Regions from separate parts of the Mus musculus genome. Here regions 1 and 2 are each linked to region 3. A link is a loop called in an ENCODE intact Hi-C map of the cell type or tissue named here. Cell type or tissue: gastrocnemius. All regions are shown on one strand. Each heading gives the region's core, and the rest is flanking DNA. Links, peaks and the distances in the headings are about the cores only.

What was found. Hi-C counts contacts between places; a loop is a spot of excess contacts. Peaks named below come from ENCODE experiments on the same cell type or tissue, not always from the same donor. Only the 100,000 strongest peaks of a DNase experiment are listed, where the experiment ranks them.
Region 1: it touches region 3 in a loop (9-fold over the local background); 18 of 42 quality-filtered maps call a loop at or near these places.
Region 2: a loop joins it to region 3, with 6 times the contacts of the local background. A loop is called at or near these places in 22 of 42 quality-filtered maps.

Annotation. Positions count from the first base shown.
Region 1 is chr5:113,465,637-113,475,819 of GRCm38, reverse strand. It overlaps Gm30812 (a long non-coding RNA gene), which reads right to left. Exons shown (of 3, transcript XR_389557.3): 1 at 10,158-10,183; 2 at 2,120-2,274; 3 at 1-317. Among named protein-coding and RNA genes, the nearest start is that of Gm30812, 6.0 kb to the right of the region's middle. In gastrocnemius, for the core only: a CTCF peak has its summit at 4,208 (motif pointing left); a DNase peak (open chromatin) is centred at 4,209.
Region 2 is chr5:113,811,565-113,821,747 of GRCm38, reverse strand. Selplg (selectin, platelet (p-selectin) ligand) reads left to right here. Exons shown (of 2, transcript NM_009151.3): 2 at 1,500-3,950. The coding sequence starts at 1,505. The coding sequence ends at 2,758. It overlaps Gm42004 (a long non-coding RNA gene), which reads right to left. Exons shown (of 5, transcript XR_878692.2): 4 at 7,867-7,995; 5 at 6,764-7,445. It also overlaps the pseudogene Gm19931. Among named protein-coding and RNA genes, the nearest start is that of Selplg, 14 kb to the left of the region's middle. In gastrocnemius, for the core only: a CTCF peak has its summit at 5,785 (motif pointing right); a DNase peak (open chromatin) is centred at 5,808.
Region 3 is chr5:113,361,007-113,371,189 of GRCm38, reverse strand. No RefSeq gene overlaps it. Among named protein-coding and RNA genes, the nearest start is that of Aym1, 8.8 kb to the right of the region's middle. In gastrocnemius, for the core only: no CTCF peak of the experiment used is centred there; DNase peaks (open chromatin) are centred at 5,062 and 7,816.

The DNA.
Region 1 (10,183 bases), core at 2,176-7,175, 110 kb before region 3:
GAGTTGTTTCCTCGTGTGGGGCTCCAGATGAAGGAGATTAAAGTCAACTAAGAAGAATGGCCTGGGACAAAAGTCCACAGATGTTTTGAGAAGGACCTCCAGGAAGCAGGGGCCAGGTTGGGAGGGTGGCTCCACTCTGAGAATGGTTCTCAGATTCAAGAAGTGACTCTGGTATCAGGTAGGCTTGAGTTCCAATCCTGGCTTCTTCATTGAGCGAGGCACAATTGGCACAAGCTTGGCCAAGCCTTCGTGTCCTCTGCAGGTCTTGGTGAGGACTGAGTAGGGGCATAATGGGATGTGAAGTTCTTCGTACCATTCTGGAATGAGGTAGAGAGTTGAGTTCTTTGTTACACACAGTGTATCAGCTAGCTACTGCTTCATAACAACCATGCCCAAACTTACAGCCTCAGTCCTTTCAGTTACCGTATGTGAGTTGACTGGTCACTCTTCTGGACCATGTGGACCTGCTTCTGTGTCTGGGTGTTGCATGAGGTGGCTTTTTCCTCTTGGTTTTGGGACAAAGTATCTCTACCAGCCTTAGCAGTCTAGTCTGGGCTCGTACCCTGTAGCTGACCAATGTTACAAAGGACAGAACACCATCCCATTGCCTTAAGAGCTAGGGACTATCAGAGTTGCTTCAGCTATCTTCAATCAGCCAGACTTAAGTGACAGTGCTAGCCCAGGGTCAAGGATTTTAACTCTGTGTGTTAGTGGGAGAAGATGGAGCCATGATGGGAGATGGTATGTGCTGAGAGGGGCAGAAGACTATGGCCATTTCTGCATTCGCCACACGTGGCTCTGGGGTCACGAGATGATGTGGGGGTGAGAGGGAATGTTCCCAAAGCAGGCAGCTCAGAAGTGTTCTCCCAGCGTTGCCCCACAGCAGTCTGCTGTGACAAGCTCTCAGCTTGCCATCAGCGTCAGCAGAGAAAGCCCTGCTTGTCAGCTCCTAGGGCAGCAATGCAGAGTTCAGAACTGTGGTCCCGATCTTAGTCTGAGAATCCTGGCTTGCTCTGGCCGTCCTTAGTTAACTTGAGGAGACACCCAGTGAGGCTACAGCTTTTTCCTCCAGACTGCCCAGAGAGCCCCACTCTGTGTATCTAAAGGGGTGGTGCTGCTGTTTGTGGGAGACTGGATTCTGAGCCCAACTTCCTGAGTGTGAGCTCACAGCTCTTACCCACGGCTGAGCCGCTGGGCCGTGGCATTAGTTAAGTTCTCATTGTGCCTGTGACAGATGCCTCACACAAAAAACTTAAAGGGGAAAGGACTGGGCTTAGCGCATGCCTTCTGTTTTCAGAGGGTTCAGTCCCTAGTCGCTCGGCTTGAGCACTTGGGCAGAACATGGCAGCAAGAGCTGGGAGAGCCTGGTAGAGGTTATACCCTAATTCTTGGTGAACAGGAGGGGGCTGTGAAAGAAGAGGACCGAGATCCCAAGAACACCCCTCCAGTCCAACTCTTGACTTGGCAGCCTATCGTTCTATGAAGTCATTGGTCCATCAATTGGATCAGACTGTCAATCTAAGGTCTCTGAAAACAGCTCACAGACACACCCAGAAGTGGGCTTACCAAACCCCTGGGTGTTTCTAATCCAGTCAAGTTGAGGAACAATGTTGACCACTGAATCTACATTACAGGTAAGTTGGCCAAGGCCCAGAGAGGTCTAGTCACTTGCCAATGACATAGAACTAGGGGGAGCTTCTGTTCTAGGTTGGCGGCTCCTTCCTTTTCTCAGGGCAGATTCCACAGAAGCTGACGATCAATGCTCATGTGCCCTGTTGTCTCTGAGCAGGGCTGTTCTGCACAGGTGAAAAGACTCCAGAGTCCCCTCCTGCATCCACAGGCCCTGGCACCTTTAAGTCAACCACTCCCTCCCCTTGGACATCTCCATCCCTCCATTGTCACTTGCATTAGCAACAGTCAAGGAGACTCCATCCAAGTCCAAACAGGGTGGGTCACATGCAGGATCCTGAGCCTTCAGACCGTTAGAAAGAATCCAGGGGCAGAAGTTTCTCCATTTTCTGCTGAACCCTGATGAGCCAGCCATCGTTTGTCTTGACATGGAAACAATCCACACCTTGCTGGTGCTCACAGTGAGAAAGGCGAACCATATAACACTTACCCAGTGCTTGCCAGTGATCAGGAAAAAGACACAGTGGCTGTGGAGTCCCTGTGAAAGGAGCTGCAGAGCTGTGTCACTGTCGTCTGCATGGCTAGGACTGGGGGCACTGAGAACATCATCAGAAGAAGCTAGTGAGGTCTCCTGGTGCACAATCCCTAAGAGAGACAGAGAAGCCATTAGCAGCAGGAGGGCCGCACTGCAGAGATTTCTGTCCCTTGGCAAAGAGCTGAGAGAAAGCAAGAAGGTTGTGGTGTGACCTAGGGCTGGGTGGGGGGATTTCTGGGAAGGGATCCCATGTAAAACCTCAGCAGCAAATGGTGGGTCCCATCCAGACCTGTTTCTGTAGCCTGCCTGCTGCACTGCTGTGATCACAGCAGCAAAGACCCCAGTACCTTCTCTGTCCATGACTCTTGTCCTTGGCTTTGGGATTAAACTACCCCTCCCCCATGTGCCACCCCTCCTCCATTTTCCCTGCTGCTGTTACAAACACCCAACAAAAGCAACTTCAGGAAGGGAGGGTTGACCCCAGCTCAGAGTCTGAGGGTGTTTTCCATCATGGTGGGGGAGGTCGCGGTGATGGTGGGAGATGGTGGTGAAGGAGCATGAGTCAGAGGGTCACTTAGCATCTGTAGGCAGGAAGCACGAAGTGATGAATGGCAGCGCTCAGCTCATCACATTTTTATTTAGCCCTTGATACCTAAGAGCTGTGAGTGGAGGGTGGGTGGGTCTTCACTCCGCTCTGGAAACATCCTCACAGACACATTCGGGTCTCCCAGGTGACCACAAACCCACTGGAGTCACAGTGAAGGTGAACTGCTCACACCGGGGCAAGAAAAGGCTCAATCCTGCTGGTGCCCTTGTCCACACCAGGAGACCACACCCAGGCTGTTTGTTTGTCTAAGGACCATAGAAGATGGGTGAAAAAGAGCCTGCTGTTGGTTGGATGAGCCCAGAGGGTTAAGAAAGCTTATTTAGAACAGCAAATCAGAGTGGCTGGCCATGCTGCCACACTGTTGCTGTTTATCTCCAACCTTTCTAGGGCTATTTGTTACACAGTAGCCTCATCAGAACGAGAAATAGATACAAAATGGTACAAGTGCATGCTGGTGTAACCCAGCAACCAATGCTGATATAACCCAGCGCTCCCTGCTGGTGTAACCCAGCAACCAGAGACCCGGATACCGGCTCATGTTTGGTGAGGTCTGCTTCTGCCACAAGCGGTGTCCCTGGCAGGACTGACCAGCCGAGATGATTCACAGGTGCTACCTTGCTAATTTCTCTTGTTCATAGAGAATTCCCACTGGCCTCCACCTCCCAGGGATGAGCGTATCTTTGATGCTGCCTCTAGAGCATAGTGCCCAGCGTGGATCAGTCATGCCACCCACTTCTCAACCAAGTAGACACAGGTCAGCCAGGTTCCAGGTTTTGAGTGCCTCTTCACGGGGAATTCCTACAGATCACTTTGCCTGGCCTTAGGATTGTAACCAACTCCAAAGATGCGCACATATCCGAATAACCACAGAACCACATCCCTGTGCTCTGAGCTGGTCAGTAACAGAATAAACTATCTGATAATACACCAGGAATCCCAAATTAAGCTGTTTAATCCTCCCAGGATAGTACAGTCTGTGCCCTTATCATGAGATTAAAAACAAAGCAAAAGCCAGTAAAAGATTTTTAAAATCCACACTATATATAGGGCATGGTAGCTCATACCTGAAATCCCAGCCCTCTCAGATGTTGAGGCAGGAGGATTTTTATAAGTTCAAGGCCAGCCTGGACTACTAGTAAGATAAATATCTTTTAAAAAATCCATATTGCATGACTATATTAGATTTATGATTATATCCACAGTGTTAAACACACACACACACACACACACACACACACACACACACGCGACAAATGGCAAAAAAAGAAAAAAGGAAAAGAAAAAAAGAAGAAAAGAGAAGAGGGAAAGTTAGGATTTTATGGACAAAATCCATGTGGCTAAGAAACAAAGGAAAAGATGCTCACATTCCCCAGCGTTAGGAAAGTGCAAATTAAATACCCTCCTGGACTGTCAAAATGAAAGGAGTTCCAGCGCCCCCTCCTGGCCAGGGTCAGAGCAAAGGCTACATTCTTGTCTGGCAGCAGAGGATCCAGGCCTGGGGAGACTTCTAAGATGGTGCCCTTAGCCACTGTCTTAGTCAGGGTTCCTATTCCTACACAAAACACTATGACCAAGAAGCAAGTTGGGGAGGAAAGGGTTTATTCAGCTTACACTTTCCATATTGCTGTTCATTACCAAAGGAAGTCAGGACAAGAACTCAAGCAGGTCAAGAAGCAGGAGCTGATGCAGAGGCCATGGAGGGATGTTTCTTACTGGCTTGCTTCTCCTGGCTTGCTCAGCTTGCTTTCTTATAGAACCCAAGAATACCAGCCTAGGAATGACTCCACCCACAAGGGACCCTCCCCCTTTGATCACTAATTGAGAAAATGCCCTACAGCTGAATCTCACGGAGGCTGTTTCCCAACTGAAGCTCCTTTCTCTGTGATAGCTCCAGCCTGTGTCAGGTTGACACACAAAACCAGCCAGTACAGCCACCGAGTAACAGAAAATCTTCTACCAGGGGCTTCTGAGCTGGTGTTGTTTACCCTGCCTCTACCTCTTCTAACTTTTCCCTTTTCTCTCTTCCCCTCTTCCCTCCTCTCGAGTTGTCTCTCTTCTCCCTGCCACCCCCCCATCCCTTTCCTCCCCTTCTTATTCTTCTATTGCTTCCTCTCACCCTGCCCCGTGGGCGGTGGGCACCCTTCCCATTTCCACATTCCCCTCTCTCCCTTCCTCCTCCTCTTTTTCGCCCCCCACTCCCTTCTCCATGTCGCCTCTTCTTCCTATTCTGTCTTCTTTCTCACCCTCCTCCTCTTCCTCCTCATCCCCTTCACCCTTTCCTCCATGTCCCCCTTTTTAGTATCAGGAACCTCTTCAAAGAAGATTTTAGAGAGACAACCCCCCCCCCCGGAGCCATGGAACGAGAAAGCACAGTCATGGTTGTAGCTGGGGGCAGAGGGCTCCATCTTCTTTCCTGACATCTTCATCATAGAGTCAAGGAATTTCCCATGATTTCACAGAAGGACATGTGAACAGCCTTCAGAGGACAGGGAATGGCTGAGGCCACACAGCTGATGGTGACTTGGGCCAGCACTGTGCAGTGTGATTCTATGCTGTTCTGTTATCATCGTTAGGACCACCTGGAGTCCTCCCCGGAGCACCTTGCAAGGACACATTGAATGTTTGACAACTACTCCTATTTCCCTAGCAAAGGGATTGACAGGTGACTGGATATGGTCCACCCACAGCAGGAAGAGACCATGCCGTCTCAATGTCAGGCATGTTTTTTACAGTATCACTGCCCCAGGCACGGTGGCTGGCAAAGCCTTGACCAGCCCCTGTGATCTCTCCTACCTGTCAATCATACTCTGTCATTGCTGTCTTCCCTTCCTTCTTTGGGGATTGGGTCTCCATTCCCTCAGCATTCAGCACAGGCCACCTTGGCTACTCAATGGCTGTAACTGTCAGAATGTCCATTCTTAGGGCTCGGCTATGTGTCAGTTCTGGTGGAGGGAGGTGAAGGCAGAGGATTCTGGGGCAATGGTAGAAGATCCCATTGTGTCACCCTGGGCAGCGTGCCTGCTGCTCTGTGCCCTCACTGTTCTACAGAGACAGAGTTGTGATTGTGATGCTGTGGGGTCAAGTGAAGGAAGCCGAGTGACCCAGGAAGGAAGTCTGTACTAGAGCAGCGTTTGGGTGTAGACTGGGCAGAACAAATGAGCGCCATCCCCACCTGGCTGCACTCTGCCTGTTTATCCACTGGAATCTTCTGGCAGTATGACTCCCCTCTGCGGGGTTCTATCCACTCCAAGCTCCCAGAGTATAGTTGGGGGGGGTGTCCTTCCTTCTTAAGATGTTTTAAGGTGTGTGTGTGTGTATTCTGAAGCTGGAGTCACAGGCAACCATGAGCCTCCTGATGTGGAAGCTGGGAAGTGAACTTTGTCTTCTGCAAGAGCGGGATGTGCTATTAACCACCTGGCCTTAGCTCCAGCCGAGTGTGTGGGCTTTTGGGTGGCCTCGCTAATGGACTTAGTCTTTCGAAAGAGCCTAGGTGTCTTCCGCATTATACTGAGTCACATGCTCAATCTCAGCCAATCATTGGCTATACTGGGTCACATGCACACTCTCAGCCAATCATTGGCTATAGTGAGTCACATGCTCACTCTCAGCCAATCATTGGCAAGGGAAACAGCATTTATGAGCCTGTGATGTGCAGGGCTGTGGCTGATGAGAAACCATGTGGGCTTGGGAAAGATGCATTAAAGGAGTGGAATGTCCTGCCCAGAGGGACCTCTGCTGTTTTCAATTTTCATTCTAGGACCCCCCCCCCCCCACTCACTGAAGGCACTCAGCAGCTGGCGAGGGGGATGGTACTCCCTCCATTCCTTCTCTAGAGCTCATCTCCACCAGCTCCAGTATCCAATGCAGGCAGAAACGCATGATGGAGCTGGGAGACATTAACAAAAGATTTTGGGCTGGGTTCAAGTAGGTCGACTCCTTCAGGTTAGGGTGGGTGTCTGCGTGGCGTGATTTTGTTTGTCGTGCCTGAACCTAGTGTGGTAAAGGAGTGGGTCTCGGTTTAGCAATGAACTCTAGAGCTCTTATTTATTAATAACAGTCACAGATGCTCAAAATAAACTATGTTTGGTCAGAGGCGTAACCAGCCCTGGCTACAGTTCACTATGACTTCCAATTACTTACAGCATGGAGGATATTTGGTTAACATCTTTCTCCTTGGAGCTGTGGTGAGGAAGGGGGTGTGGCTGCCTCAGCCTCTGTGGACCCCATGCTAAGGGTAATGAAACCAGACTCCACCCGAGTAAGAGACTGCATCACCATGGCAACTTCCCCACTATGGAGACCCTCTATGGCCAGAGGCATGCCATGGCAAAGAAGCCTCAGTTTCTCCATCCATAAGGCAGGGTCTTGGATGGCTGACGGGCACGAGGCACGAAGGCAGCTTTAGGGTGGGTCCTCCATAGCTAGTCAGCTGCAGAGCTAGGGTGCAAGTGATCTCCAAAGCTTGCCCCGCAACGACCCAGCCCCACCCAGTGGGAAGGAGCAAGGGACCAGTGATCTTTTCTTGAGACTGGTGCTCTGCCATCAGGGCCAGGTCAAAAGTTCCGGTGCTTCTTCTAAAATGGCCCTCATCAGAGAGTCCCTGGAGCCACATGATTCTTAAAACTCTTCAGCATTCTGGAGTAGGAGCTATCCCCTGAGCTTGTTCCCCCACCCCCATCACACCCCATACCCTCTCATTCTCCTGTCTTCCACCCTCTTTCCTTTTCTGCCCTTCTGTCTGTTTTTCTGTTTCTGTTTCCTGTCCCCATTCCCCCCTCAGCTCTTTTTCTTCCTTGGCTTACAGAGATGAGGTCTTGCTGTGCAGCCCTGCCTAGCTTCAAACTCAAGGTAATCCTCCTGCTGAGCCTCCCAAGCTGGGATTCCCTGTGTGGGCTGAGTTCTTTGTTTTACCTAACAGCCTGTCTTACTTCCTAACTTTCCCATAAGCCCTTAAATTTCCCAGTCCTGGAGAACTTCCGGACCAGCAGGCAGCGTGCGGGACACGGGGCAGACGATCTGTGTGAGGACTCTGGTCCTGACAGGGCGGCAGCACTAGGTCAGGCAGAGGCATGGAGGAGGGGCTCACCTTAAGATGTTTCAACTGCTTAGTCAGCACGACTGTCATTCTAGACTGACTCCTGGCTTTGAAATGTCTTAGGATACATTGTCTCTCTTTTGGGAATCTGAGCCTCTAGAGAGCTCTTATTATGAAGTGGGTGTCTTTGCCTTTTCCTCTTAGGCAGCACACAAAACGCTTAAGTACTGCCTGTGGCTAAGCCTGTTTAAATAAAGCCTTATTTACAGCCTGGTGGGTCTGGATCCTGGCTTGCTGACCTCTGTTGTGGAGGAAATCAGAGATGGAAGGACAGGACCAATGATCCTTCCTATCCAGGGTTGTACTTCTTTAACGGAGTTATGGGAATTCTGAGAATCTTTGCTAAGAAGGGTCTGGAGCAGGTGTGGGAGGGGCTGGACACATGCACACCGAAACCTGGGCTGTGTATGAGTGTGTGTGAGTGTGTGTGAGTGTTTGTGAGAGTGTGTGTGTGTGTTGTGTGCATGTGTGAGAGTGAGTGTGTATGTGTGTGTTTGTGAGAGTGTGTGTGTGAGTGAGTGAGTGTGTGTGTGTGTGTGTGTGTGTGTGTGTGTGAGAGAGAGAGAGAGAGAGGGAGAGAGAGAGAGAGAGCACATATTCAGCATTGCAGTGTGACTTTGAGCAGGGTCCCCCATGGAAGCTCCAGCCTCTGGTGCCATGGCTATGACAGCAGCTGCATCTTACAGGCTCACCAGGAAAACAAAGCAACATCAAGTGCTAAACCAGCTTTGGCGTGCTTGCAGCTCTGCAGAGTGCCCGGCAGTGGGAAGGGAAACTCGAAATGAAAATCCTTGGCCATCTATTAGCCCGTAGTGTGAAGAGAGTCTTTGTAAGGCATCTAACTTTTGGGCAAGGCTGGGATAAGCTTCAGGGGCCAATCACAGTGGAGGTTTTTAATCCAGCAGGGCAAATGAATCTCCGAGTTATGACCTCAACACCCCCATATCACCAAGAATATGTGTGTGTGTGGGGGGGGGGGGGGACAGAAGACAGCACCCAGAGCTTCAGGCTTCAGCTGTGGGCAGGGCTGGGTGATTTTCTCCCTCTACTGTAGTGGGAGCTGCTGGGGGAATCTCCATGGTGGGGATGGTTATGACAATCCCGAGCAGCGAGAGGGTTAAGCAGGGCTGCGGGTGAGGCCGGCTTGGGTTCACCCTGGACAGCAGGTGGATTAACAGTGGAAGGCTGATGGCCACTGATCTGCCAGAAGCCTCTCTGAGAATCAGGATTTTCCCAGGCTCGGATGATCTCTTTAAAAGATTAATGAGGCTTTTTGTTCTTCTTTGTATTTATTTGGGACCAGTAGAGTTTCAGGGAGAGTTGCTTCTTGTGGCCAAATCCTCTGTGTGTGTGTGTGTGTGTGTGTGTGTGTGTGTATTTTAATTTGTAGAGTTCAGGCTAATTAATAGCGCCAATATTGTTCAGTCATCAGTGACCCAAAGCTACCCTAGGTTCTGTTAACGTGGGTGGCCAGTGTAAGAGGCAAACTCTCAGCTTTAGCCCCTCCCTCTCCATCCCTCCTCCTGAACATCACTAGGACTCTGATGTGCCAGGCACTAAAGACCCAGAGGTGAATGAGCCCATAGAAGGCTGTGGTCAGGTGGGCAAGATGATGCGTTAGTGGGAGTTAGAAGTCAACATGGAAGGGTTAGAAGAAAGGTGTGTCTTGGCCGAGGTCACTGTTGCTGCGATGAAACACCGTGACCAGAGCAACTTGGGGAGGAAAGGGTTTATTTCACTTCCACTTCCACAGCACTGTTTATCACTGAAGGCAGTCAGGGCAGGAACTCAAGCAGGGCAGGGACTTGGAGGCAGGAGCTGATGCAGAGGCCATGGAGGGTGCTGCTTACTGGCTTGCTCCCAATGGCTTGCCACAGCCTGCTTTCTTATAGAACCCAGGACCACCAGCCCAGGGATGGCTCCACCCACAGTGGGCTGGGCCCTCCCCCGTCAATTACTAATTGGGAAAATACTCTAGGGCTGGTGAGATGGCTCAGTGGTTAAAAGCACTGACTGCTCTTCCAGAGGTCCTGAAATCAATTCCCAGCACCTACATGGTGGTTCACAACCATCTGCCATGGGATCTGAAGCCCTCTTCTGGTGGATTTTCATGTTTTATCTATATGTAATCATAGAAAATAAATAAATAAATAAATAAATAATTTTTTTTAAAGAAGAAAAGAAAATATACTACAGGTGTAGTACAGCTTGATCATATGGAGACATTTTCTCAGTTGAGGCTTCCTCCTCTCTGGTGACCCCAGCCTGAGTCAAGTTGACAGAAAACTAACCAGTATATTGGGGCAGGAGCACTCAG
Region 2 (10,183 bases), core at 2,778-7,777, 450 kb before region 3:
TTCTATTCTTTTTGTTTACTTTTTATTTTTTAGAGACAGGGTTTCACTACATGATCTCTGTGATCCACCTGCCTCTGCCTCCAGAGAGCTGGTGTATCCTCTCATACCCTGCACAATTTTTCTTTTTCTTTTTTTTTTTTAATTTCATATTTTCAGGCTTTGGGAGTGGAGCCAGGGCCTCGCACACTCTCAGCCGGCTCTCTAACAGTCACAGCCCCTACTTGCTTCTGCTTTGAGGGGGTTGTTTCTTTGTGTGTGGGGGTGGGGTGGGGAGGGTTCGAAATGGGGTTTCATGTAGCCCAGGCTGGCCTCAAACTCACTATGCAGTTGGATGAGTTTGAACTCCTGAGCCTCCTGTTTCTGCCTCCCAAGTGTGATTACAAACATGTGTAACCATGCCCAGACCCTTCCGGCTTCTTTAAATCTTTTTAAAAATATATACATACATTTATTGCTCTTTCTCTCTCTCTCTTTCTTTCTTTCTTTCTTTCTTTCTTTCTTTCTTTCTTTCTTTCTTTCTTTCTTTCCTTCCTTCCTTCCTTCCTTCCTTCCTTCTCTCTCTCTCTCTCTCTCTCTCTCTCTCTCTCTTTCTTTCTTTCTTTCTTTCTTTCCCTTTCTCTTCTCTCTCTCTCCCTCTCTTTCTTTCTACATCCTGACCACGTTTTCCCCTCCCTCCTCTCTCTCTTCCCTTATATATATATATTTTTTTGTTCTTTTGAAACAGAATCTCATTGAGTTACACAGCCTGGCCTTGACCTCAGTCTATAGCTTGGCCTCCTGCAGTCCTGAGCTTAGTAGAAATATATTATTTTAGGGGTTGAGAGAAGGCTCAGTGGTTAAGAGCACTTGCTGTAGCTGGGCGTAGTGGCCCACGCCTTTAATCCTGACACTCGTCCTGAGTTCCAGGACAGCCAGAGCTACACAGAGAAACCTTGTCTCGAGAAAACAAAAGCAAAACAAAACAAGCACTTGCTGTTTGTCCAGAGGACCAGGGATTCCCAGCTCCGACAACTGTGTCTCCAGTTCCAGAGGATCCCACACCTTCCTCAGACACTGCATACACAGGATGCACAGACATCCAAGCAGGCCAAACACAAAAATAAATAGATTTTTTAAAAAAATGTATATTTAATCGCTGATCATGGTAGGTCCTACTTATAATCTCAGCGCTCAGGAGGTTGAGGCAGGAGGATCACTAGTTTAAGGACAGCTTAGGGAGAGACTCTTGTCTCAAAGATATAATAATTAAAATTAAAAATTAAATAAAGAGGGGGAAAAAAGAAAGAAAACAAAATTTAACTCAAACCTTACGGGAGGGTAAGGAACCTTCTCTGATGGTCGGTTGGCATTATTTGTGTGGATATGCACAAAGCTTCCAGCCAAGGGTCTCAACTCAGGAGATGTCTGCCGCCACCGTGCCTGCCCCAGACCAGGCCAGCACTGTCTTGAGGTCCTCGGTGGGGGCAGGCTAAACCATATCTCTGCTCCTGTCTCCTCAGGTACCATGTCCCCAAGCTTCCTTGTGCTGCTGACCATCTTGGGCCCTGGCAACAGCCTTCAGCTGCAGGACCCCTGGGGGCATGAAACCAAGGAAGCCCCGGGTCCTGTGCATCTCCGGGAACGGAGGCAGGTGGTTGGGGATGACGATTTTGAGGACCCTGACTATACGTATAACACAGACCCCCCAGAATTGCTGAAAAATGTCACCAACACCGTGGCTGCTCACCCTGAGCTGCCAACCACCGTGGTCATGCTAGAGAGAGATTCCACGAGCGCTGGAACCTCCGAGAGAGCCACTGAGAAGATTGCCACCACTGACCCTACTGCCCCAGGTACAGGAGGGACAGCTGTTGGGATGCTGAGCACAGACTCTGCCACACAGTGGAGTCTAACCTCAGTAGAGACCGTCCAACCAGCATCCACAGAGGTAGAGACCTCGCAGCCAGCACCCATGGAGGCAGAGACCTCGCAGCCAGCACCCATGGAGGCAGAGACCTCGCAGCCAGCACCCATGGAGGCAGAGACCTCGCAGCCAGCACCCATGGAGGCAGACACCTCGCAGCCAGCACCCATGGAGGCAGACACCTCAAAGCCAGCACCCACGGAGGCAGAGACCTCAAAGCCAGCACCCACGGAGGCAGAGACCTCTCAGCCAGCACCCAACGAGGCAGAGACCTCAAAACCAGCACCCACGGAGGCAGAGACCTCAAAACCAGCACCCACGGAGGCAGAGACCACCCAGCTTCCCAGGATTCAGGCTGTAAAAACTCTGTTTACAACGTCTGCAGCCACCGAAGTCCCTTCCACAGAACCTACCACCATGGAGACGGCGTCCACAGAGTCTAACGAGTCTACCATCTTCCTTGGGCCATCCGTGACTCACTTACCTGACAGCGGCCTGAAGAAAGGGCTGATTGTGACCCCTGGGAATTCACCTGCCCCAACCCTGCCAGGGAGTTCAGATCTCATCCCGGTGAAGCAATGTCTGCTGATTATCCTCATCTTGGCTTCTCTGGCCACCATCTTCCTCGTGTGCACAGTGGTGCTGGCGGTCCGTCTGTCCCGTAAGACCCACATGTACCCAGTGCGGAACTACTCCCCCACGGAGATGATCTGCATCTCGTCCCTGCTACCTGAGGGGGGAGACGGGGCCCCTGTCACAGCCAATGGGGGCCTGCCCAAGGTCCAGGACCTGAAGACAGAGCCCAGTGGGGACCGGGATGGGGACGACCTCACCCTGCACAGCTTCCTCCCTTAGACTCCCCTGCCTGCCCACCTAAGCGAGACCTTTGCTAGCTCCACTCTCACCCGCTGGTCACAGAGGTCATAGATCTGGGCTTCCTGGGTGAAATGTATTCACGGGAGTCTTTAGAGCGCCCACCGCTGTGTGTCTCCCTGCAGGTCACTGGATACCTGTCCTTGCGTTCTCCAGAAAGACTCAGCTCCCTTATTCCACTCCCAAAAGCTACTCTGTTGGTTGCCATGGTAACCCGGTAAGAGAGGAGCTTTGTGGGAGGCCGCCATGTCTGCTTCTCTGATTCCAGTGGCAGGTAGCCTGGCTTTCCCAGGTCCCTGGCTTGGAGGGATGGTCCTTCCTTTGGGCCCGTGTGAACCAACGAGTTTCCGTACAGTGACAGAATGACCTCGCGCTGCGGCCTGGCCCAGCACAGGCATCCAATAAACATATTATAATAAACGATAGCTGAGTCCTTCATGTGCCTAGGCTGCCATCTCCAGCCCTCCCGGAGGGCGCTTAGACCATTGTCCACACCGCTCTTAGACATCTAATACATGCTTGGGCAACTGCAAGGGGCACTGGAGGGTTTAAGCGACACGTGGTAGGTAGCATATGCCCATCACCCAAGCAGTACAGGAGTTCAAGGTCATCCTTGGCTCGTTAACTGCCTGGGCTACATGAGACCCTGTCTCCGAGAAAACTAAAGCTGGGTCTGGCTGGCTGGCTCAGCCGGTGAAGGTGCTTGCTGCTACGCCTCATGGCCTAAGCTCCAGGGGGGCCCTCATGGTGGAAGGAGAAGGCTGACTCTCCAAAACTGTTCTCTGGCATCCATACTCACAGGTAAATATGAACACAACTACACAAGCTAGAGAACTTTATTGAATCTACCCTTTCCAAGGTGGGTCAAAGGAGGAAGGTCCCTTTGGTGTTGGCCAATTTCTTTTTAAAGATTTATTTATGTTTATGAGTATGCTGTCACTGTCTTCAGACACAGCAGAAGAGGGCATCGGATCCCATTACAGACTTGAGCCACCCCGTGGGTACTGGGAATTGAACTCAGGAACTCTGGAAGAGCAGTCAGTGCTCTTAACAGCTGAGCCATCCCTTCAGCAGCCCTGTCAGATTTTTTTTTTTAATCACCAAAGAGATTTTATTCAAGTTTCTAACACAAATGAGTTATTTTGGTTTTGAATTACAGAACTAAGTCCAAACTGAAAACAAATAGTTTCTCTTTTATGTTTGTTTGCTTGTTTTTTCAAGACAAGGTTTCTCTGTGTAAAGGAGGCCTGGGTGCTTTGGAATTGCTCTGTAGACCAGGCTGGCCTTGAACTCACAGAAATCCACCTGCCTTCACCTCTTGAGTGCTGGGATGAAAGGGGTGCACCACCACGCCTGGCTCCCTTGCCAGTCTTTAAGGTCTACCAGGCCAGGCCCTTTGCAGCCTTTGCTCTGTTTTTCCCTCGTTTCTTTTCTCTGTTGGCTTTGTCTTTTTCTTTGCCTCTGGTTTATCCACACTGGGTACTGGCCATGCTGGTCTAGAAGAGTCTTTCTGTTTCTCTTAATTTCAATTTCCATTTTCATGTCATCCTTTTCCTCATCCGCGCCACACCGCCCTTCCTCGCACTGCATTTTCTCCTGGAGAGGTTTGTTATCTCCTCAACGTCTTTCATTAGAGCATTTCCGTCCACTCTGAGGATACTCTTCCATCTGTTGAGCTCTCTTGGCGCAGTCTTCTCTTGTCAGCACGCATCTTCCTCTTCTACTTACTCCACAGGCTTTTAGCCATGCTTCACCTGAGAGACAGGACTGCACACCACGTGTGGGATGCCAACCACAGATTTTTTTTTAAAGGCTAAGATGGTGAGTTCACACTCTTTTATTGTTTTTGTTTGTTTGTTTTTGTTTTTCGAGACAGGGTTACTCTGTGTAGCCCTGGCTGTCCTGGAACTCACTTTGTAGACCAGGCTGGCCTCGAACTCAGAAATCCACCTGTCTCTGCCTCCCAAGTGCTGGGATTAAAGGTGTGTGCCACCGCGCCCGACTAGAGTTCACACTCTTAACCCCACCCTGGGGGCAGCAAAGACAGGCATAGTGGTTCACTGGTCACCTAAAGTCTATCCTACCTCCAAAAGGCCAGGCCAGGCCAATAAGAGAGCATCTCAAAAGAAAGTTACTGAACAACAACAGCTGAGATGTCCTCTGGCCTCTATGTGCGCGCGCACACACACACACACACACACACACACCTATAAACAGGCAACAAGCTGGATCAGGCTCTGTGAGCTTATTAACCCCTATTTGCAGAGCAGCGAGACACAGGGTCACAGTTTTGTCAGCTTTCTGACCTTGGCTTTAGAGCCTATGTTCCAAGAGCCCCTCCACCCAAGCCAGCCACGAGGGCTGCCCATCTGTGGGCCACACAGATGATGGACATGCCCACCTCACTCAGACACCAAGGCATCATGGCACCCATAACTCTCACGCTGCTTGTCCTGCCCCAAGTCCTTCCTTCCATCCTTTCCACAGACAGAAGGGGACAGCTGCTTGAACCATACAGCATCCTGTCTCCTGGAAGAATGATGGTTTTTCTCTTCCAAAAAACACTCTCTGGAGCCTCTTTGGGAAGAAGAGGCTTTGCCCTATCTGCAGAGGGTGTGACCCACAATTCCAGGGCTCGAAGAAAAGGCTTCATTATGGGAGAGAGGGATGGAGAAGGAAGAGAGCCACAGAGAAAGACAGGAAGGAACGTGGCAGGCGATGGGGCCCTCAGGGACAGAGCAGGGAGTGTAGGGAGATGTCCCAGTATCTGGAGGTGGCAATGTCTGCTGCTTTCCTCTGGACCTGCAGAGGCCGCCAGCTGGCGGACTGAGCAGATCCTGGGTTTATCCTCCCTTTGGATCAAAAAAAGTAGCGGGGAGGATTCACAGACCTGGAAGCTACAGGATTTGAGGGCACCATAACAATTCCCCAGGGTCCTCGTCCCCTTCCTGGGGATGCTGTATAAGAACGTTTTCTTTCTCGGATGGGTCACCCGCTGGGTGAGGTGAACAGCCACCAGGGGGCGCCAGCCACCTGCTTCTGGGAGGAGGTGTCCGGAGGCCCAGCTCGGGGTTTTGAGTGTGGAAGCTTTTGGCTTTTCTGGCAATGTATTCGCTAAACAACTGATTCTCAAAACGTGACACCTGGCCTTGGGAAGATTCCAGGTGTCTCTGGCTCACAGATGCCCCCCTCTGCCCCATCTCTGTATGCCCCTGACCACGCAGAGCCTGAGTCGGTCAAGGCACCCTCTCAGCAAACCCACACAAGTCCTCAGAACGTCTTGAATCCCTTAAACGGTTTCTAAAGAGACCTTCAAATCTCCATTCCACAGAGGAGGAAACGGAGGTGCAGTGAAGTGAAGCCCAGCCCGACCCCCATCACACAGAGAATGTGGGAGCCCGGGCCCTTCTGCTCTTACTGTGACATCATCCCATGCTCCAGATCACACTGGGGTTCTGGGGGAATTCTGTGCCCCCAAAGACTCATCCTGCTGACCTTCCCTGACACTCGGAAGTCTCTCTTATTGTCCTTTAATTGTTCCTTGAAACAGAGAAAGAGCAAGGATACTTGGAAGGGTGACTGAAAGGGTAGAATCCAGCCCCTCTCTGTACAGAGCAAGACAAAGCAGAGCTGGGGCCTAGCACAGAGGGTTGGCATTTTATTCTGCACTTACTACACGCCTGACACCTATATTATCGCACTCACACCGGGGGTGGGGGCTGTAAATAGGGGTGCGACGATCACCTGAGCTGCTGCCTGGGGGAAACTGGAACTCAAAAATTGGGAGCACACAGATTGCATTGCCAAAAAGCCGGAAGAGGCGGGGAGGGGGTCGGACAGGAGGTGGGGTCAGGCATAAGGGGTCAGGCAAGAGAAGGGGGACTAAGTTTATGTTCAGTCCGTGACTCCGCCCATCGTGTCAGGGGCTGCCCCCTCCCACCACCCCCTCCCCCCCACATGGATGTTGACAGCTGATCCCGGCAGTTTTTCTCTCTGCCACTCACACAAGCCACAGGGTGTTAGAGCGTGTACTAGCATGGACCCAGTGGTGCGAGTGAGAGAAATGAACAAGGCAGGAGTGGGGGTGGGGGTAGTATCCAAAAAAGGATGAGTTAGTTGCTGCGGGGGCGGGGTGGGGGAGACTGAGGATGCTGGTAGCTCGCAGCTGAACCCAATGGATGAACGGATTAATGGAGGGTGGAGACACACCTGCGAGAAACTGGAGTTAGAGTGAGAGGAAGAGCTAGCTAAGACCTCAGGGTTCCAACGTGGGCCCTTGGGAAAGGCAGCAGAGGGTTGTAGAGGGCTGGGATGAGGAAGGGAGGGGTCCCTAAAGGCCTTCCAGGTGCTTCCCCGAGGCAGGCGCTGTTTGACACCATCATCCGTCAGAGGAATGCACAGGGAAACCCCACTGAGGGTCAGGGCACACCGAGACTGAAACTGAAAAAGAGCAGCACCCGGCTGGATGGGGAGGGGCTGGGGTGCTCCGCATGGTTGATGGGGTCCCATATGTTACACCTGCTCTGAAACCCAGTTGGGCAAGTTCCTATAGAGCTCACCAGTCGCTGTAAAGCTTGGGCATCCCACTCGAGACCTTTACCCGAGAGGATGCAAACACGTGCTGATCTGAACGGGTCCACAGGTTGGGAGCAGCCTCAGTCCTAACAGCCTGCGAAGGGGTAACTACATTGTGATATGTCCATACAGTGGGCTAGTACTCAGAATAAACAAAGCGGTTCCCAGCACACCCGCAGACCCGGTGAGCTCACGGACAGAGCCAGGCTGTTTGTAGAAGTGAATCCCAATGACACACTATCCAGGAAGGGGCTGGAGAGATGGCTCAGCGATCGAGAGAGCATTGGCTGCTCTTGCAGAGGACCTGGATTGGGTTCCCAGCACGTGGGAGCTCACAAACACCTGTAATTCAGCTCCAGGGTATTGGGTGTCCTCTCCTCACTCCCATGGGCACAGACTATATGTGATTCACATGAATGTATGCAAGAAAAACAGTCATACATGTACAAAAAAATCTAAAAAAAAAAAGTTCAGGAAAGGACTGGAGAGGTGAATCTGCGCTTAAGAGTACTCACCGTCATTACAGAGGACATGAGTTTAGTTCCCAGCATCCTCTGGTCGCTCACACGCAACTGTCACTCAGGCTCCAGGGTATCCAGCGCCCTCTTCTGGCTGCTGTGGGGACTTCATTCACCTACATATGCCTGTACAGAAACACATCTACATGTATAGTTGAAGAATTTAAAAACTATAAACGATCAGAAGAGCTTGGGAGAGGGCTCCGTGAGTAAAAGTGTTTGTCAAGCAGAGAATCCGAGTTTGAATGCTCAGAGTCACGTGATGGTTCCTGGGATCTCAGTGCTCTGTGGTGAACCGGAGGCAGAGAAGGAACAATGTCCCAAACACAAGGGCTCAGCTCACTTATCAGAGCTGCTTCTGGGCTCTGGATGGATTTAGCCACCACTCTGGCCTCCTGTGTGTCCTCACGCTTCTTCTGGGGAATGACATTTCACTCCATCCTTACCCTGGTACTGGATGTGGAGATGAGCCTGATCTCTTGTCCTACAGGATGGGTGCCTCTGTGTCTATCCATGTCACCCAGAGGCCATTGTTTACCTGTTCACAAGTTCTCTATTCCCTGGGTTAGGAAGGATATGGACAGGCTGAGACCCAGCTGGCTGTTTTCTGAGGGCCTCTTTGTGCCTCCTGGGTGGTCCCTAGGCAGAGGGCAAAGGACACTGCCACCCCCACCTACCTGTGCCCCTCCTGCAGACAGTCCCGGCAACAAGGATCCCTTACTGCTAGCTAAGTGTGATCCCTTGCTGCTAGCTAAGCATGATGCCTTGCTGCTAGCTAAACCAGTTGTCACGCTCTCCCACTGATCTCTCACCCAGGTGGGTCCTTGCACATCCATCACCGTGGGGAACTCAAGTGGCGGACACACACACCAGGTAAGAGCAGAGAGAGGAAATGAACTCACACTCAGCTCAGATCCCTTTCTAAAGACTTGTGCCATTTGAAATCCTCTCCTAAGGAATGGTGCTACCCACAGTGGAGGGTTCTCCCTGCTGGAGGAAATCTCCTGTAGACACGCCCACAGGGCAACCAACCTAATCTAGTTACTTCCTCTTTGAGACTCCCTTCCCAGGCTGATAATCAAAAGCCACAGAGCCTGAAAATCAGAGATCTGGACTACTCCCTCCCCCAGTATAATGGTACTTTTTTTGGGGGGGGGAGTCAGGTGCAGTGGCACACACCATTAGTCCCAGACATCAAGAGGTAGAGACATGTTGAAGAATAGAAAATTACTGGCCTCTTGTGAAAACATGAATTTTTTACCTCGGAGCCCACCCCCTCCCATCTAGAGATTGTTCCCAGAACACTCCTAAACTTTTCACCCCAAAACTCCTCACCCTAAAGTTCGAACCCTCCCAACTAAAAACTGTTCCAAGAACATTTTTGAGATAAAGGCCTCCTGGAACAACCTCAAAATGAACCAGGTACTCCTTAGTTACGTAGGTTCCTTGATAGGACATGACTCCTTAGTTACGTAGAATCCTTTGGCAGAACCCCTTGTCCCTTGGCAGAACTCCCTAGTGATGTAAACTTGTACTTTCCCTGCCCAGTTCTCCCCCTTTGAGTTTTACTATATAAGCCTGTGAAAAATTTTGGCTGGTCGTCGATTCTCCTCTACACCACTAGGTGTCACTAGGTGTACGAGTTTCGACCCCAGAGCTCTGGTCTGTGTGCTTTCATGTCGCTGCTTTATTAAATCTTGCCTTCTACATTTTATGTATGGTCTCAGTGTCTTCTTGGGTACGCGGCTGTCCCGGGACTTGAGTGTCTGAGTGAGGGTCTCCCTTCGGGGGTCTTTCAATGTGAGTTCAAGGCCAGCTTGGCCTACAGGGAGCTAGTCTCCAAGTAGTTCCAAGACAAGCTCTACATAATAGAAAGATCTTGTTTCAAAAAAAAAAAAAGTACACAAATAAAATTTAAAAAATATAAAAAGTAAAAGCTTAAAATTTTATGAAGTTTAAAAGCTCGTTCAGCATTTAATTATCTCAGGATGAAGCACTTTTTTTTGTTTGTTTTTTGTTTTGTTTTTCGAGACAGGGTTTCTCTGTATAGCCCTGGCTATCCTGGAACTCACTTTGTAGACCAGGCTGGCCTCAAACTCAGAAATCTGCCTGCCTCCCAAGTGCTGGGATTAAAGGTGTGTACCACCACAGCCCAGCCAGATTAAGCATTTAAGTGCTGAGATTAAATACGTGCCCAGCCCTGTTGAGCTTTTAAGGCCACAATTTTCTCATATCACATTCAGTCCCCAGGCACAGATAAGGCATGCTTGTGAGCAAGAGGAGAGACTTTTCTTTCGTTTTTTCTTTCTTCTTT
Region 3 (10,183 bases), core at 3,043-8,042:
CTACTGGGGTCAGATAAAGCGAAGTCCCATGATGCCCTGGCCCCATGGTGGCCACTTGTATCTTCTTTCTTCCACCCTTGGACCTTCTGTTCTGTTCCCCACACAGCAGGAGCTCGGTTTCTCCTGTTCATTGCTCCCTTCTGCCATGAGCACAAAGCCCCAGCTCTTTGTCTTGTCCTAAAGTGCCCTGCTGACCCCTGCTGACCCCTGCTGACCCCTGCTCTTCTGGCTTCAGGGTGCCCAAGGTGGAGAGGCTGAGGTTTCCTCCTCAGCTGTATTCTCTGCCTCTCCATCTGGGCCACCATCTTTCCCACCCCAGGGCCTTGGCGGGTGCTCCTCTGTGTGCCTGGGAGGGTCTTCCTTGAGCCCTGTCCTGTCCCCATCTCCCAGTGACATCTCAGCTCTGTCCAGCTTCCTCACTTGGGCACTCCTTGGGGACACACACACCCTCACTCTCTTACATACTGCATTTGTCCTGGTAGGTTCTCAATACATCGAATGAATGAATGAATGAATGAATGAATGAAAATATGAAGCTAAAGCATACTGACTGATTCTGAGCGTGCTAGGCACGGGGTCCTCACCTGTGCCTGAGGCTCTGGGGAGTGACACCTCCCACCCCTCTCCCCATGTTGCTTCCTCAGAGAAGCACACACTCCTGTCCATTTTCTCCCACGGGGGCTCTACCACCTGATGTTCCCAAAACCTCCCCGAACAGCACAGCTGGCTGGGAGCCCAGCTTCTGAACACTCTGAACTGCCAGGGGGAACATTTTACATCCAAACCACAGCACCATTCTGATGGCTGTCTGTGCTCGAGCAAAAAAAACAAAAACAAAAACAAAAACAACAAAAAAAAAACCCTCCCCATCTCTGACTTGATTTTCCCATCAGAAAAATGGGACCAATACTCACACCCGAGCAGACAGTACAAGATCTGGAATGCCGGCAGTCCTGCAGCTCACTGTGTGGCCCAGGCTGGCCTCAGACTCTTGCCTCTGTCTTCCCAGTGTTGAAATCACAGTCAAGAGTCAACACAGCTGGGCGGTGGTGGCGCACGACTTTAATCCCAGCACTTGGGAGGCAGAGGCAGGCAGATTTCTGAGTTTGAGGCCAGCCTGGTCTACAAAGTGAGTTCCAGGATAGCCAGGGCTATACAGAGAAACCCTGTCTCAAAAAACAAAAACAAAACAACAGCCAAGTCAACACATCTGGAAGTTCTGGGGTTTTTTAAAGTCCCGCTCTCTTCTGGGTATTTACTTGGACCATGGGAACTGGGATCTGCAGAGCTGTCTAAATATGGCTTCCTCTCTCCATCTGGGCTACGGTCTCCATTATCTGCCCATTTTACAGATAAGAGGCCCAAGCATCAAGGAATTCAGGCTAAGCCCCAAGTGTAGAAAACTGCACTGTCATGTCCAAAGGCCACTCAACCTGACTGGAAACCTGTTCCCTTCCCACCGCACCTGTCAAACAAGACGGACTCACACAGAGCTCCAAAGCTGAGAGCAGACAGGCCCTGTCAGGGGGAGCTCCTGCTGCCTCTGGCCACAGCCCATGGGATGGAGGCCATCCACCTCGCTCTGCTCTAATTGCAAGGCCCCTCCGCAGGCAGGCTTGGTAAACGCTCCGCTCCTGAGCTGACGGCTTTGGGGGCCCTCCTGTCACCCTGTTTTACAGCCCTCTCGTTGAAGAGCAAAATCTGTATTGATTTTAGAACAACTCAAGCTGTAAATTACTGGCCATGATCGGCTTGGTAACCCTGAGATGAGAATCTATTGACTGGACCGGGGGCTTAAATCTAATTATCGTCCCAGGAAAGCCATTGGCAGAGCCGGCTCAAGGCCTGCTCGGAAGGGAACGCTTAAACAGCCAAGAGCTACATGGGGGGAAAAAAATCTAGCACGATCCCAGGGGCTCTGTCGAGCCTAAGAAATTCTGTTGGCCACCAATCAGCCTTGGGTGACTTCTGTAATTACCAACGGTGATATTGTGGGGCCCGGTCAAGTCTCATAGCTTGTTGCTCAGCTAACAGAGGTAGCCTTGATGCATTTCTATCTGTTCCTCAAGAAGGAAAGGAAATAGCCTTGTGAGAGGCTTTGACCAAGGTCACACAGCTACCCCGGAATATAGACCTTAAACCCGCCCTTCACTGCTGTTTAAATGCAAGCATGGGGCTGGATGGACCAGTGGTTAGGAGTGCTTACCTGAGTACAGTACACCACCTCTGTGTGGTGGCTCACAGTCACCTGGACACGAGGTGGCGTGAGAGCTGCTTTAACAAGAATGGCACCTACAGGCTCATATATTTGAATGCTCAGTAGCCTGGAGTGGAATTGTTTGAAGGGATTAGAAGGTTTCGGAGGTGTGGGCTTGTTGGAGGGAGGGTGTCACTGGGGTTGGGCTTTGAGGTTTCACAAAGTGTATGCTCATGCCAGGGTGTCTCTTTTCTGACTCCAGGTCAGGATGTAGCTAGCTCCCAGCCACTGATCCATTGCCTGCCTGTGTGCCACCATGCTCCCTGCTGTGACAATAGCAAACTAAGCTTGTGAAGTTGTAACACACACACACACTCTGCTGGGAACCGTGTGTGTGATTAGCAACGCCCCAAACACTGAGAATGATAGTGTTCTCACATCTTGCCGAAGGCAGGGATCTGTGAAGAGGAAAAGATAAGATTCAAACAGAGCCAAGGATTAAGCTCTTGGGAAATCTAGATAATGAAGAGATGAATCTTATTCGCACGGGTGCTCGGTACCACAGAGTTCTGACTGGCTTGACACGAAATGAGGGTGCCAGGAAACTCAACAGATTTGTACCCATGATGGGGCAATGAGTGAGTTTTTACTTCCACCCATACTTGGGACTTCGGTTCACTCAACAAACATGCACACACACTGACACACACACACAAACACACACAAAGTGGAAGAGCAGTTATCAGATAGCTCCCACGTAGGAGTCTTCACAAAGGTGTCTGTGAGCAGACACCATGACCAAGGCAAGTCTCATAAGGACAACATTTAGTTGGAGCTGGCTTACAGGTTCAGAGGTTCAGTCCATTATCATCAAGGCTGAAGCATGGCAGCATCCAGGCAGGCATGGTGCAGGAGGAGCTGAGAGTTCTACATCTTCATCTGAAGGCTGCTAGCAGAATACTGGCTTCCAGCCAGCTAGGATGAAAGTCTTAAAGCCCATACCTACAGTGACACACCTACTCCACAGGGCCACACCCACTCCAACAAGGCCACACCCACTCCAACAAGGTCACACCTACTCCAAAAAGACCACACCCACTACAACAATGCCACTCCTCCTAAGAGTGCCACTTTCTGGGTCAAGGATATACAACCCATCACAAATGACTTCTCTGTCCATGGTGATGGTGGAAGGTGAGTGTCCCTGTAGAAAAGGGGAGACCTCAGGTGAGGTCCCAGCTATGCACTCCCCACTGTCTCCAGCTACATGTGGTCCTGGGGTGTGACAGAGTCTAGGATGCAGACATTGACTGAAGGATGGGACTCTGCTCATATGTCTGCAAGATTGTCACTCAAGTTAGGGTCACTGGATGGCTGGTGTCTGATCTGGGCATGCGCAAAGTTAACGTGTGTTACAATTACAGGGGCATGACTAGATTTCAGTTTTTTCCTTTCTCTAAGTCGTGCTTAAGAAAGAGCACGCGACCTGCGTGGCGAGGGGAAAGTTGTCTCGGTGTTTGCAGTCTTTTGTGAAGGAGTTACAAGGGGAGTAGCCTGCGGATGAATCCCAACACGAGTTACCACCAGTTAACAAAAAAGAATCTAGAGTTTGGGATGCTGTTTCTCGGGCTCCTTAAACCACTGCCTTCTCTAATTCTCAAAACTCACTTTCAACCTGAACATTATTTCGGGTCTTGTGTATTTCCCAGAGTAGTTGACTGAGCTGTGGTACTTCTGAGGCCCACACGCCCTCCCCCAACCACAGGATGCTCCCGGGTGGTCCCAAACATACAATGTGTGTGCACTGTGAGTGACTCAGAGATTATTTTGAGGAAAAATGACTTGTTACAAGCCAGGTTGGCTGTGGACTTCTGACTCCCCTCCTTCACACTCTCCAGTGTTGGGTCAGCAGGACTGTGTCACTGTACCTGGCTAAATGCTGTGTTGCTGACAACAAAATTCCCACCAACGTGGCTACCTAGACGTGTGCTAGCAGAGTCAGCGATGGTCACGCGAACATGGCTGGAGTGTGGGCGTCTGAGGACTACTGTCAGCCTTCCCGGGTCCAGTGGTCTCAGGAGTGATGGCCTAGAGGAAAATTCTACCTCACGTGCTTCAGAAGCCTCTGTGTTCTCCGGGCTTTGTCTGTTGTGTGCCCAGCATGTAAAGGCAGCTCAGTAAACAGCCACATCTCTAGGCAGCAGGATAATTGGGCATCTCAGGCATTTGGAGTCTCGTAAAACCTTATGTCTGATTGAACAACCCCTGCCTACGTGTGTACTGTGGGTCATCCCAGTCATTTTCCGGAAAAAAACAAAAACAAAAACACGTGTTTGCATGTGTACGTGTGTGTGAGAGTGTGTGTTTGAGCGCTGTGTGCACAAGATATGTGTGTGATGTTGCATGAGTCCTGGCATGCATATGCCACAGCACATGTGTGGAGGTCAAAGGACGGTCTTGGGTGTCAGTGCCACTGTCTTTTGAGGCCCTGGTGTCAGTTTTGCCACCTTATATGCCAGGCTAGCTGGCTATCACGCTTCCAAGGAGTCTGAGTGCTGGGGTTACACACGCTCGGAGTACACACACTGGCTTTTGTGGGGGTTCCTGCAGGTTTCAACAGGGAACATCACTCTCATTGGACAAACACCCAAAGAGTATTAATGTTGTGGGGTTTTTTGTTTTACACACGGGGTAGGAGCTGTCAGAGACGATCAGTGAAAGAGCCATGCGCATCCTGAGAGTTGGCTGCGGAGTTACCGTGCCACCACCGTGTGAGAACCCAGAGAAGAGGCTCCTTCTCTGGCCCATCCTCTGGGAAGGGCGGGACGCACCAGAACTTGCGGGCTTCGAGGAACCGGGAAGCGAGATGTCATGGCCGGGTACATAGTGACATCTAGTGGTCGGAATGGGAAGTGGACGTCCCTGTGACGTTGAGGATGTTTTAAGGCTGGGATGCGGGTGCAAAGCCACCAAGAGAGGCCATGAAGGCAGCTGTGGCTCCATTGGTAAAGCCTTCTGTGTGAGTATGGAGAGCCGAGTTGGCTATCCAGAGCTCGTGGAACAGCTCGTGGCAGTGTGCACTTGTAACTAGCTCTAAACACGTGTGCATGGGAGCGATCCTGAATGGACCCAGTAGGTTGTGTGTGTCTGTGTGTGACAATTTTAAAAGAAAAAAAAAAAAAGAGGTCATGAATTTGAAGAGTGAGGGGAACACAACAGAGGAGGGGGGGAGAGGTGGAAATTATGTAAATACATGAAATTCTCAAAGAAATAAACCTGTATTTAAAAAAACAAAAACAAACAAATGTTTAGGGAAACCAGCCACACATTAGACATTAAATAAACACTCCATTTCAGTGTGGGTGTGATTGTGTTTGCAACATTGGATAAGGGATATTTCAGGGCTAAGATTTCCTCTCTCCTGGAACCCTTTTCATTCTGACCTTCATGGGCGTCTCCAGAGCCAGTTCTTTCCCAGTGACTTTTGAATTTTTGAGGTCACTTTCTGGGTCTCTGCATTTTCTGTTTCATCTTAAAGGAGGGTGAAGAACACCTTAGCGGGTTGGGGAGTTCTTGACAGCCCTTTCGAGAAGCCATATGCCACACAGGTATTTGAAAAGACATGGCTAAGCTCACGGGTCTGCACCTTCAGTTTCTGTGGTCCCAGAGGAGGGGGCAGAGTATGCGGGTGGCAGACAGATGCCACAAAGAACAAATGGTGATCTGAAATCGTACACACACACAGGATGGATGTGTAACAGCCACCGCATAAGACTGGCAGGCTGTAGCACAGATAGGTCCACCCCGAAGGCCCTCTGCAGCTGGGTTTCCATTTAATTTTGTGATGTGTGTGGTGTAGTGTGGTATGATGTGGTGTGTGTATGTGTGTGTGTGTGGTGTGTGTGGCATGTGTGTGGTATATGTCTGTGTCTGTGTGTGGTGTCTGTTTGTGCCTGTGTGTGGTGTGTATGCATTAGGTTTTTCTATTTTAATGTATATATTGCATGGGAATGCATTTGCTCTTTCATGTGTAGTTAATATTAATCACTTACCACCAGCTGCTAGCAAAATCTTCTTGTAGCATAAGCACATTGTAGGACAACTTTACGCAGAGGCAGAACTTCGAGGATCGCACGGATGTCCCCTTAGTCACCTGCCATCACTCCCTTGATTCAGGTCCCATGCTGGGTCTCTACTAGACACAACTGCCCAGTGGACACTTGTCACCTGTCTCATGTGGCTGTTGCTCTAGAGACTTTAGTGACTGGAGTCAGTTTGTCCCTCCCTCTGGAAGGCGTCATGGCAGCAGTATGACCCAAGGTCACCTATGACCACTCAGATGTCGGCCCTTCACACCTCCGAGCCAGCATGCTGGTATGGAGTCCACACTTCCTGTGCCCCTCCCTGAGGCTCGTCAGTGCGCTGCTCCGTTTCCATCGGGAAGGCTCTGCTTTCGCTCTCTCCTCCGTTCTCTTATCGTGGAAGCCCGGCTTATTCTTTTGCCCTGGAGCCCAAGGTCTTCCAAGAATACACTGATTCCGCAGCTCTGGTCAGCACCCAGTGTGCTCTCAGGAAACAAGGCCCCAGCATCATCTCCTTGGCAGAAAGACTATGAGGGATGGGCCTTCATGTTTTCTCCCTGCCGTTGTTTTGGGTTTCCCTGCTGGTACTCGGTCAATTCTCCATCAGATTTCACCTCCCTTCTCCTGTAAAGAGTGCTCCTCACAGAGTTTCTTCCACCCGAGGACTCAATCCTGACCTCAGTCTGTCCACTCCCGAGTTTCTCTCACCCTGCCTAGCCAGAGCCTTTCTACCTTACTTGCCATTGATCTCTTGTTTTTGGAAAGAGTCCACCTCCTGGGAAATATGTCCAGTGAGAACTGGAACTGTCCGTGCAGCGTTCTTGCCTGACCTACTGTTTTTCTGACACTTGGTTGTGGTGGTGGTGGTGGTGGCGGTGGGGTTGTGGGTTCAGAACCCGCAGTGACACCTTTCCCATCTGTCCACGCTCTTGTGTGATGTTGTTCTGCCACACTCACAGACACTCCCCCAGCCTTCTCAGATCGCGATTCTCTGGCCCTATGTTCCTGCCCTCCTCAGTTGTGATCTGGCCCCTGGTTCTGGTCCCTCAGGACGAGACCAGGCTTTGGGAGAGGACCAGTGCTGACATGGGACGAGAATCTACGGCCGTTCCCAGCAGCAGGTATTGTTGTCAGGGTCCAATATATCATTAGTGAGAGTCTAATATACATTTAAAAAAAAACTCTTCCCTAAGGGTTGGGTTGTTTTTTTTTTTTTTTTTTGGTTTTTTTTTTTTTTTTTTTTTGTAAATATTTTATTCTATAGACTGTAGCTGTCTTCAGACACACCAGAAGAGGACATTAGACTCCATTACAGATGGTTGTGAACCACCATGTGGTTGCTGGGAATTGAACTCAGGACCGCTGGAAGAGCAGTCAGTGCTCTTAACAGCTGAACCATCTCTCCAGCCACCCCCCGCACCCCAACCCCAGCCACCTCTCCTTTAGCCTCGGGATCCCTTGGCCTTTGAATCTGTTGGTAATTTATTGGTTTGATTGTAAGACTTATCTCCTTACCTGGAGACGCGCCATGTGCAGATTGCCTTGGCTTGAGCTACTGGGACACAGTCATGTTTGCATCTTATTTGACTTCTTCAGACTCCCAACACTCATGAACACCACCACATCTGCCTGGGCACCCAGTTGCAGTGGCGAATGGCTTTGGTTCTTTTAGGCATAGTGACTCGCCTTGATGGCCACAGCGACTCACTCATCCCTAAACCCTTACCCACATCACAGGAGAGCCCTCTGAGGAAAAGGTGGAATAAGAGGCCACTATACTGGCTGATTTTCAAAATTCATGTCCGTATATGGGGAATGAAAACCAACACGTTAGCCCCAAATGCTGAGGTGACACTCATTGCTATAGGCAGGGGCTCTGTCTTTTCCACAGCGTCTGTGAGCCCTGAGCACATCATGCCAGATGAGCTGAGGTGGTGCAGAGATGCTGAGCTCACTCGGCTGCACAGACTCATGTTTGGGATCTAAAGCCACTGGGTTCCTTGTGGTAGAGAATAGAATGGTCCTGACCAGGGCTTGCAATCTGGAGAAACAGGGAGCGGTTGGTCCAAGGTTCAATGTTCCCGTGGCACAGGAGGAGACACAAGTCCTGGAGACCTGGGATTGGCTGAGGGCCGAGGGTTGGAAAGCTAAATTAGAATAATCCTAACAGATGAATCATTGGCCGAGGCCAGCTTCCACAGGACTGGAAGGGACTGTGTTGGCTAGCGAAAGGAAAATGTCACCATCAAGTCTCAGCCAACTGTCAACCCTATGAACCACAACAGTGAGCATGAGGCAAGAGACATCCCTGGACACAATGGTTGCACAGAAGTCAGTAGGAGCAAGCAACCACTTTGATTGAATTTAAGGCCTGGGCCACAGGAGGAAACTGTGGTAAACCTGGTACTATAAACCTAGCCAGGAACTCAGAGGCCCCAGGGGTGAAGCTACCACTACTGTTCAGCTAAATGGAAACAGCCTATACGTTTATATCTGTGTGTGAGTGTGTGTGTGTGTGTATGTATCCAGGTTGGGGCCCTCACTCAGACATCAGAGGAGTCTCTCTGTACAGCGGACTGATGCAGAAGATGTCATAAGGAGACAGTGGAGCCCAGAGTCGCTGAGCTGAGCAGAGAGGCTACAACAGTTGGTATATAGTTTGGAGCTGCTGGTATTGGGAAAACTGGAAGAAGAGACTGTTTAAGCACAATGTTGGGGAACTGAGGGAGGAATGGCTAGGAGAAGGGCTTGGCTCAAAACTGAGAGCCAAGAGAACTGGTTACTAACACAGGCAAGAAAAGAAGAGATGGATACTTTGTTTCAAAAAGCCCACAAGGTGTTTGCGGAGGCTTCGGATTGGGACACTCCCACATGGTTTTCTGCAGCAGATAGTTTGTTTGTTTTTGTTTGTTTGTTGTTGTTCTTTTCTCCTTTTCCTCACTCTGGGCTATTTTGATTGTAAAAAGGTTGAAAGACTGGCTGAGCCATTACAAAAAGTATACAAGGCTCAGGGCAAGTTTTCACTGTTTGTTGTTGTTTTACAAAAATTAGGTTCAGCTGTGAGCAAAGCCATATCAGACCCTGATCCAAGTGCTAATTGAGACCCAGGCATTTGAAAATGCAAATACGGAATGAAAAAAAAAGGTTATTAATCTATTAAGGTCGAGGGTGGCACCCAGGGAAGAGTGGATCGGGGAGACGACCTATCTTGGTCCGAGCATATATAATGCTGTTGATAACTGGGCAAGCCATAGCTAAAGACTCTAGATCTCAAAATGTGCAGCGCTTTAACTACAGGGTATATGACAGTTCACAACAAAATTGTGTATGAGACATCTCCAAGGACAATGGTTTTTCTAAATAGGAATCGTAAAGAAGGCCTAGGCTTCCGGGGGTGAGCTGGCAATGTGACAAGGGGTCGCCACTGGACCAATGAGTGTAGATCCAAAAGAGACCCAAGGCAATTTCTTGCCATCAGGAAACAAAATGGGAGCCCCACACAGCAGAAAGCACAAGCTGTTTGCCTCTCGTCAGCCAGAAAGTAACAAGCAGGCAGAAAAGGCTCAACTAAGCATTGCAGATCTACAATGCAGCCCCGCTCTAGACTCGGTCACAGATAAACATCCTACACTACCCCTCCCCCAATTCAGTTTTGTAAAATAACTACTGGAGTTTATGGTCCTTTGCCCTCAGGGACAGTAGGAATGGTCTCAGGAAGGAGCAGTTTGACTTCCCAAGGACTGATTGTGCATCCAGGAATTATAGGTGAAAAATTTCAAAGTAGAAATGAAGATAATGGCTTATGAAAAAAATATGCTTTAACACAGGTGATAGGACTGCTCAGATGTTACTGTTTGTCTATATCCAAGGCAAGGCTGCTCCCTGGAGAACAATCGATCAGGAG